Linked DNA regions of Homo sapiens: region 1 is linked to region 2. A link is a contact called in ENCODE Hi-C or POLR2A ChIA-PET data. All regions are on one chromosome and are shown on one strand. The core of a region is the stretch at or near the end of the contact, and the rest is flanking DNA. Distances in the headings are between cores, read along the strand shown. Region 1 overlaps SETD2 (SET domain containing 2, histone lysine methyltransferase). Region 2 overlaps SETD2 (SET domain containing 2, histone lysine methyltransferase).

Evidence for each region. Hi-C counts contacts between places; a loop is a spot of excess contacts on that map. ChIA-PET counts read pairs that join two places held with the same protein, here RNA polymerase II (POLR2A). Pooled maps may share reads with other maps.
Region 1: a map of colonic mucosa shows a loop between it and region 2 (2.0-fold over the local background). The contact joins two enhancer-like sites. A Hi-C loop is called at or near these places in 1 of 168 maps with a recorded cell type or tissue (colonic mucosa) and 2 of 50 pooled maps. POLR2A ChIA-PET finds 5 or more read pairs at or near these places in 5 of 52 experiments (Panc1, WTC11, activated CD4-positive, alpha-beta memory T cell and 2 more).

Annotation. Positions count from the first base shown.
Region 1 is chr3:47,140,015-47,144,218 of GRCh38, reverse strand. All of the region lies in intron 1 of SETD2 (SET domain containing 2, histone lysine methyltransferase), which reads left to right. Among named protein-coding and RNA genes, the nearest start is that of SETD2, 22 kb to the left of the region's middle. RefSeq lists a silencer at 1,846-1,945. Within about 2 kb of position 2,943, at least 4 of the 41 ENCODE cell types and tissues checked have a DNase peak (open chromatin) inside an H3K27ac peak, as active enhancers do.
Region 2 is chr3:47,034,569-47,039,286 of GRCh38, reverse strand. It overlaps SETD2 (SET domain containing 2, histone lysine methyltransferase), which reads left to right. Exons shown (of 21, transcript NM_014159.7): 18 at 1,510-1,621. Among named protein-coding and RNA genes, the nearest start is that of NBEAL2, 57 kb to the right of the region's middle. Within about 2 kb of position 1,271, at least 5 of the 41 ENCODE cell types and tissues checked have a DNase peak (open chromatin) inside an H3K27ac peak, as active enhancers do.

The DNA of each region.
Region 1 (4,204 bases), core at 1,694-4,193, 100 kb before region 2:
CCTGGCTTCTGATATTTTGCCCTGTGTTGTTTCTGTGAGGTATACATTTACTTTGTCAGCTTGGAGTAGTTCTTTGTCATAGAGCATAAGATTTGGCCTCCTCAAGTGAGCTGTTTATAGCACTTAAGTTTTGTCTCTGATTAAGTGGCTAGAAACTTGACAGCTAGAGCTGTGGGACAACTGCATTTTCTTAAGTTCTGGTGTAATGTGGCCGGGCGCAGTGGCTCATGCCTGTAATCCCGGCACTTTGGGAGGCCGAGGCGGGCAGATCACGAGGTCAGGAGATCGGGACCATCCTGGCTAACACGGTGAAACCCCGTCTCTACTAAAAGTACAAAAAATTAGCCGGGTGTGGTGGTGGGTGTCTGTAGTCCCAGCTACTCGGGAGGCTGAGGCAGGAGAATGGCATGAACCCGGGAGGTGGAGGTTGCAGTGAGCCGAGATCGCGCCACTGCACTCCAGCCTGGGCGACAGCGAGACTCCGTCTCAAAATAAAAAAAAAAAGTTCTGGTATAATGTAACTTGACATTTGAGATATAAAACCAATGGGATAAAGTTCTGATAAAAGTTTGTTTTATAGATCAACTAGCTTTATTATATGAATATGCAGTTATATACTGTTAGTATTTAATAATGAGCAACTTACAGAAATTAAAAAGATCAGTAGACTAGATAGCAATTCTAATCTGCAAAATGATGTTCAAAAATACTCTTATTTTTCTGTTTACCTTAAGAGCACAAAAGATATTTTTTGCAGGAAATGAAAATTTAGCACTGTAGTGCCTTATCCTAAAAGATTACAGATAGGTGGAAAGTGGATTTAAATATTTGGAATATTAGTGTTTCTCTCCTTGAACACAGCAGAATTTTATGTCTACTTTTGTTAAGGTTTTTTCCCCAATAAAGTTTTTTTGTTTTGTTTTTTGAGACGGGGTCTTGCTCTGTTGCTCACGGTGGAATGCAGTGGTGAGATCGTAGCTCACTGCATCCTTGACGTCCTGGGCTCAAGCAGTGGTCCTGCCTCATCCTGCTGAGTACCTGGGACTACAGGCATGCATCACCAACGCCTGGCTAATTTTTAAATTTTTTGTAGAAATGGGCTCTCACTATGTTGCCCAGACTAGTCTTGAGCTCCTTGGGCTCAAGTGATCCTCCAGCATCAGCCTCCCAAAGTGCTGGGATTACAGGTGTGACCCACCATGCCCAGCCCCAACTTTCATTTTTCCATTTTGAAAATAAGAAGCCAATGAGCCAGGCGCAGTGGCTCACGCCTGTAATCCCAGCACTTTGGGAGGCTGAGGTGGGGCAGATCACCTGAGGTCAGGAGTTCAAGACCAGCCTGGCCAACATGGTGAAACCCCATCTCTGCTAAAAATACAAAAAATCAGTTGGGCGTGGTGGCAGGCTCCTGTAATCCCAGCTACTCAGAAGGCTGAGGCAGGAGAATTGCTTGAACCTGGGAGGCGGAGGTTGCAGTGAGCGAGATTGCGCCATTGCACTCCAGCCTGGCCGACAAGGGCAAAACTCCATCTCAAAAAAAAAAAAAAAGACAATGTATATATGGTATTCCCCTTCCCCACCTCCCCCCACCACGAAGTAGCATACTAAATTTACTGTTTTGTTTCTTGCTTTTTTTCCTTAACAGTACATTCCGGAGCAGTATACAGAGATCTTCATTATGACCTTTTATTTTAATTAAATTAATTAATTAACTTAGATTCTTGCTCTGTCACCCAGGCTGGAGTGCAGTGGCACCATGTCATCTCACTGCACCCTTGGCCTCTGGGGCTCAAGCAGTCTTCTCACCTCAGCCTCCTGAGTAGCTGGGACTACAGGCGCACACCATCACACCTGGCTAATTTTGCTTATTTTTTGTAGAGGCGAGGTCTCACTATGTTGCTCAGGATGGTCTCGAACTCCTAGCCTCAAACAACCCTACTGCCTCAGCCTCCCAAAGTGCTGGGATTACAGATGGGGGAGCTACCACGTCCAGCCCATTATTATGATCTTTTAGATCAAAGTTCGTAATTAGAACTTTTTGAAGCTGCATACTACCACATTGAACGGATGTACCAGGGTTATTCAGTCACTGTTACAACCTTTTACTAGCACACAGATAGCCTTTTGCAGTTTATTTTAACCTTTTTCTGTATGAAATGATGGATAGTGGTGCATTCAGTGCATTGTAATTCACAATCATCCTATATTATCATTTGGCTTTGCCTTGTAAGAATATGTGTTTCAAGTGTTTTTTTTAAGGTATGGATAGCTTTTACCCTACTTGTAGTTGTGTTAGTTGACTTGAAACCTTTTCCTTCTATACCTCAGACATTAATTACAATGAAAAAAAAATGCTTAAACTCTTTACCAAAACCAGAAAATAAACAATGGCTATTTTTATTGCATTTAAGCTTTTGTTCCGTAAGAGTACTGAATTGTTTTTTAATGTGTTTTGATTTTGGTCGGGTGGTAACTTATGCTAGAAACTTTTTGAATTGTTGTACTTGGTATGTTTCTAAAATAGAAAGCAGCCCACACATTTTTTTATTTTTTCTTTATAACAAAAGAAAACTTACTTGTGAAACATGAAATAATAAAATTATTTTCAGAAGCATTTTTAGTATTAAGATGAAAGTAAGCAGTTATTTATGATGGAAAGAGATCTGAAATATGTATAAAAAGAGAGACCTTGTCTTTCTCATGTCTTTCCATTTAATCACATCACAGGTTTTATTTCTGTGTTTTTATTTAGAAGGTGGGTTTTTCAGAGCTAATTTGCATGAAAGGCTGTAACTTGAAAGAGCTGTTTTTGTATTCTCATTTAATGTGGTTAAGCAAGAGTAGGACAGGAAGGCTGACATAAGTACTTAGTCTGGTACAATACAAGATAGGTACAGTTTAAACATTAACCAACTGGGTGCAGTGGCTCATGCTTGTAATCCCAGCACTTTGGGAGGCTGAGGCAGGCAGATCGCTTGAGCCCAGGAGTTTGAGACCAGCCTGGGCAACATGGTGAAACCCCATCCCTACTAAAAATTCAAAAATTAGCCAGGCATGGTGGTGTGTGCCTATAATCCTAGCTACTTGGGAGGCTGAGGTGGGAGGATCACTAGAATGGGGCGGGGGTGGGTGGTGTGAGGTTGCAGTGAACCAAGATCATGACACTGCACTCCAGCCTGGGTGAGGGCAGTGAGATCCTGTCTCACAAAAAAACAATATTAACCAAGCGAGCTTAGAGTCTACAGTCTAATTATAATAGTCTAATTATAACAAGCCATCTCCCTCAGAAACCTATCTCATGTCTTTCTTCGTATTCGATACTTAGAATTTTTAATTTTAATTTTAATTTTTTATTTGAGACAGAGTCTCGCTGTGTCACCCAGGCTGGAGTGCAATGGCGCAATCTCAGCTCACTGCAACCTCCACCCCACTGGGATTCAAGTAATTCTTGTGCCTTAGCCTCCCGAGTAGCTGGGATTACAGATGACTGCCACCATGCCTGGCTAATTTTTGTATTTTTAGTAGAGACAGGATTTCACCATGTTGGCCAGGCTGATCTTGAACTCCTGACCTCAAGTGATCCACCCGCCTTGGCCTCCCAAAGTGCTGAGATTACAGGCGTGAGCCACTGCACCTGGCCAGTCAACTCTTTCTGTGTGATTCACTGGCTTGTACTAAAGATGAATTTCAGCATTTATGCATATTTATCTTTTGAGGCTTATTTGGTATTGGAGGTTTTCCTCTCTCACTTTTTGCTAATGAGGAAAACAAATGGATAATTGAAAAGATTAACTCAGAGTAATGAGTAAAATTACTGGAATTCAATTGAATACAATAGTCTTCAACACTGGGCTCTAAAATGTTCAGGTTAGGTCACCCAACGTTCCAACTTATGGGTTTTGGAAAAAGCAGATGGCTTTAACAGGTGAATATCATTCACTTTAGGTAGGTATTCTTGTGTATCTATTTGGCAGACAAGTAGAGAAACATTTCAGGCATAAATACAGTTGTTAACATTTGGGATTATAGTCTTAACCTTTCCTCACTGATTAGAATTCCGTAGTGACACATTTGAGATTAGCTTTTTAACAAAGTCACTTCTTGTTAGAAGTGACTTTTTTAAAGAAAATAAGTTAGCTTTACTCACTTGTGTAGTAATTCCACATTAAAATAAAGTTTCAGCTATTTTTGGGGTGTAAGAATA
Region 2 (4,718 bases), core at 22-2,521:
GCTGAGATCACGCCATTGCACTCCAGCCTGGGTCACAGAGCGAGACTCCATATCAGAATAAAAAAAAAAAAAAGTTTGTATTTCTTATTTATATGTGTACCTTTCCCATCTTTTCTAGGTTTTCTTTATCTGGTAGCTAAGAACAGACATGTATATATTTGTTCAGTTTCTATAATAACATCCTTAGCTGCTTGTGGTTCTTTTATTATGGTAGAAATCTTGAGCCTTTTAAAATAAATGAGTTCCATAGGTCAGAGGTAAGCCTATTTTTACAATAGTCTATATATATGTATATACACTGATTTATATCAAGTGTCTTTAATGTTGTTATGTTGTTGACTGAAGATTGATGTGGTGGTAAAGCAGAAGACTGTAGTGACAAGACTGACCTGCCAGATTTGTTAGATCCTTTGAGGCTTTTGACATTTTAAGTCACTGTCCTCATAACATTCTCTGTTACAGCTGGCTTCAGACTCCTGAACGTGAATATCCTTACTTCCACTTTTTATCCTACAGATCTTTTTTAAAAAAGAAAAATCTTTGCTTGCTTATTTTCAAAATGACTGTAAACATTTAAAGGGTTAACATGGCCGAAACCTTCTTTTTGCAGTCGGTCGGGAATATTTTTAGCAGAGGGTACAAGTTTTTGTTTTTTTTTTTGTTTGTTTTTTAAGACAGAGTTTCACTCTTGTTGCCCAGGCTGGAGTGCAATGGCACGATCTTGGCTCACTGCAACCTCCGCCTCCCAGGTTGAAGTTATTCTACTGACTCAGCCTCCTGAGTAGCTGGGATTACAGGCGCCCGCCACCACGACTGGCAAATTTTTTGTATTTATAGTAGAGATGGGGTTTCACCGTGTTGGCCAGGCTGGTCTCGAACTCCTGACCTCAGGTGATCCACCTGCCTCAGCCTCCCAAAGTGCTGGGAGTACAGGCATGAGCCACCATGCCTGGCCAGGGGTACAAGTTTTTAACCTGTACGTATTTTTCTTGTCAGTCATTAAACCAGAGGGGCAGAACTATTAAAAAGAAAACTCCTAAAGCAAGGGATAATTTTCTCACGTGGTCAAGGACTGTGAGAGGTGTTACATGATTTATTTTGCTCCATTTATATGCTAGGTACAGTCACTGTTTACCTCTTCATCTACAGAGGGGTGACATAGGCAGGGACCTATTTCCTGTACATTTTAGGCTTTGCCCAGTCTTATTTGCATGACATTAAGAGTCAGGTGAGAGACAGACAGGATGTTTGGGTTTACTGCTCTCTTTGACACCCAGTCAGTGTTGCCACATCATTGCCCACAGAAATACAGTCATTGAAGAGGGGCATATCTCTGTGCTAGAATCATTGCTGTTAGGAAGATAGAAAAAGTTTGTCTTTAACTCATGGAGCTGACTTATTCTATGTCTTATTGTATGTTGTATTTTATGTATGTATGAGCAGTGATGTTTATGTCAGGATTCTCTGTTTCCTAGCCCTGACAGCATGGCTGTTTTTGTCTCTTTCTAGGCAGACTCAGTGGGATCCTCCTACTTGGGAAAGCCCAGGAGATGATGCCAGCCTTGAGCATGAAGCTGAGATGGACCTGGGAACTCCAACATATGATGAAAACCCCATGAAGGTGAGTGTGGCTTACACATGTATTTCCTGATCATTTGGGAGTCCGTCCAAGACCATCCCGCATGGTCTTGGGATTCTTTTTTCTTTATTCTGAAAAATAAGTGAGTGACTATGCATGTATCAAGGTGTAGAGATGAAGTCAGGGAGAAAGAATGGCCTTTTTACATATACACCATGGAATACTATGCAGCCATAAAAAATGATGAGTTCATGTCCTTTGTAGGGACATGGATGAAACTGGAAATCATCATTCTCAGCAAACTATCGCAAGGACAAAAAACCAAACACCGCACGTTCTCACTCATAGGTGGGAATTGAACAACGAGAACACATGGACACAGGAAGGGGAACATCACACTCTGGGGACTGTTGTGGGGTGGGGGGGAGGGGGGAGGGATAGCATTAGGAGATATACCTAATGCTAAATGACGAGTTAATGGGTGCAGTACACCAACATGGCACATGTATACATATGTAACAAACCTGCACGTTGTGCACATCTACCCTAAAACTTAAAGTATAATAATAATAAAATAAAAAAATATAAAAAATAATCCCATTACAACCCTGAATCCCTTTTCAAAAAAAAAAAAAAAAAAAAAAAAAAGAATGGCCTTTTTTAGACATTGAGAGACTCAGATGCATACTAACTACTTACTCATTTGAGGGAGATATATGGCCAAGAATTGTGATGGGTGTTCAAAACACCCATTACTATGATCGCTTCAGGGCCTCTCTTGTTCTCTTTGCCTTTTTTTTTTAAATGAGACGGAGTCTCACTCTGTTGCCCGGGCTGGAGTGCAGTGGTACAATCTCGGCTCACTGTAACCTCTGCCTCCTGGGTTCAAGCAATTCTCCTGCCTTAGCCTCCCGAGTAGCTGGGACTACAGATGTGCACTCCACGCCCGGCTAATTTTTGTATTTGTAGTAGAGACAGGGTTTCACCATGTTGGCCAGGCTGGTTTTGAACTCCTGACCACAGGTGATCTGCCTGCCTTGGCCTCCTGAAGTGCTGGGATTATAGATGTGAGCCACCACGCCCGGCCTCTCTTTGCATTCTGTTGTTAGTGCCCATAACATATGCTTTCGTGATTGGTCTGTTCAAAACCAATAGGAGGGGTGGGTTTTGTTGTTGTGTTTTTTGTTTTTTTTGGTGTGATCTTGGCTCACTGCAACCTCTGCCTCCTGGGCTTCAGCAGTTCTCATGTCTCAACCACCCAAGTAGCTGGGATTATAGGTGTGCGCCACCATGCCTGGCTAATGTTTGTATTTTTAGTAGAGATGAGGTTTTATCGTGTTGCCCAGGCTGGCCTTGAACTCCTGACCTCAAGCAATCTGGCTGCTTCAGCCTCCCAAAGTGTTGGGATTACAGGCATGAGCCACCACAGCTGACCGTATGAAGTGTCTTGAATGAAATCAGATATCATATTTTTATGTTCTAAAACCTGACTAATATTTTTTTAATTTTGAAAAGAATTAAGTACTTCAGTGGTTAAATTATTGGGAATAGGTGGAAGAAGGAAGAGGGAAGAAAAGGAGCTGGAGTGAGAAGGGATTAAAGTAGAAATGAATTCATTCTTGTTTATATTTTATTCACTTTTGGAGGAAATATTTTCCTCTTTTCACATGTGTTTGGCATTTGCAAAAAGATACACACTTACGTTCAATCCATGTGGAGTTTGCTAAATTTCAAATGAATCACATAAATCACTTAGCCACTTCACTCCAGCTGTTGTGCTGTCTTGTTTTCCTGAATCATTTAGGAATATGCCCAAGACTGCTAGGCACTTGACATTTAAATTATATGTAAGCTTAAATACAAACAAAAATCACAACTCCCATTTCCAGACTTCTGTACTGTGTTAGTTATATCTTTTGAAAAATAAACAAAGGGATTAAGATAAGATCTGGTGCAGCAATACAGCTGAGTTCTGGGGCCAAGTTTATAAAGCATGTTGGAGGCCTTACCCTTCTTAAAAGCCCAAGTTCATGGGCACCGTAACTATTAATCTTGATTCAGTCTTTTGGTCTAGTATATGCATATTAAATTAGGCCTTTCAAAGCGAATGAGGAATGGGCATGAAGTTCACTGTTGCTTATTTAATGCTCAAGGAATTGCCTTTCTTATATGAAGACCTGTGTTAGGAAATCCAGGTCATCAAACTAGCCAAGCACAAAGTAGGAGCTGAGAAGTAGGGGCCAAGTAAAAGGGCAGCTTATGTGCCATGCTACACAATTAGACGTTCATTCTCTGGCTAGCTGGTGAGAAAGGGAAACCTTTAAAGTGATTTGATCAGTAACATTTGCCTTTTACAAGGCTCTCTGCTGGAGATGGACTGGAGGGGTTGACCATGGAGCTGGCGCCTTCACAATGAGCTTATTGTAGTAGTTAGGTCTGCTCAGCACCCAAGAGCACCAGGCACCACCTGTTAAAAATGCAGAGTCTCACTCCCTGTCCCAGACCTGCTAGATCAGAATCTGAAGTGATACAAGGTCCCAAGGTAATTACACATTCAAGTCTAAATAATTGGCAGTATTGTCTGTGATCAACTGTAAGAGAAGTATGATCATAAAACCTTACTATATCCAACCACCCAGAGTGAGTATATTTGTCAGGTTATGTTTGATCTTTACTCCTCTGTTACCATAGGTGCATGTGTGCCTGGGGAGTAGGCTCTTGAAAGTATTATATCCAAAAGGCAATGCCTGAATTATAATCTACTAGCTTGGAACTTTGGATCTCTAAATACACATTTTAAATACACACAGATCTGAACTTCATCTCACTCTTTCACATTTTGGTTATTTATCAGACATTTGAGTTCCTATTCAGCACAAATGCCATGCCCAGACCTGGGGGTACAAAAACAGTATAAGGCAAGGCTATTGCTCCCAGGGGTCATAGGAAGGTAAGGTTTGAAAATGTACGGTATTATATGTTAAGTGGTAAACTGAGGGATTTATTTATTTTGTCATTTGATTTGCTTTGCTTTGTTTTTAGAGGCAGGGTCTCCCTCACTCTGTAGCCCAGGCTGGAGTACAGTGGTGCAAGCATAGCTTACCGTAACCTCGAACTCTCAGGCTCAAGTAATCCTTTC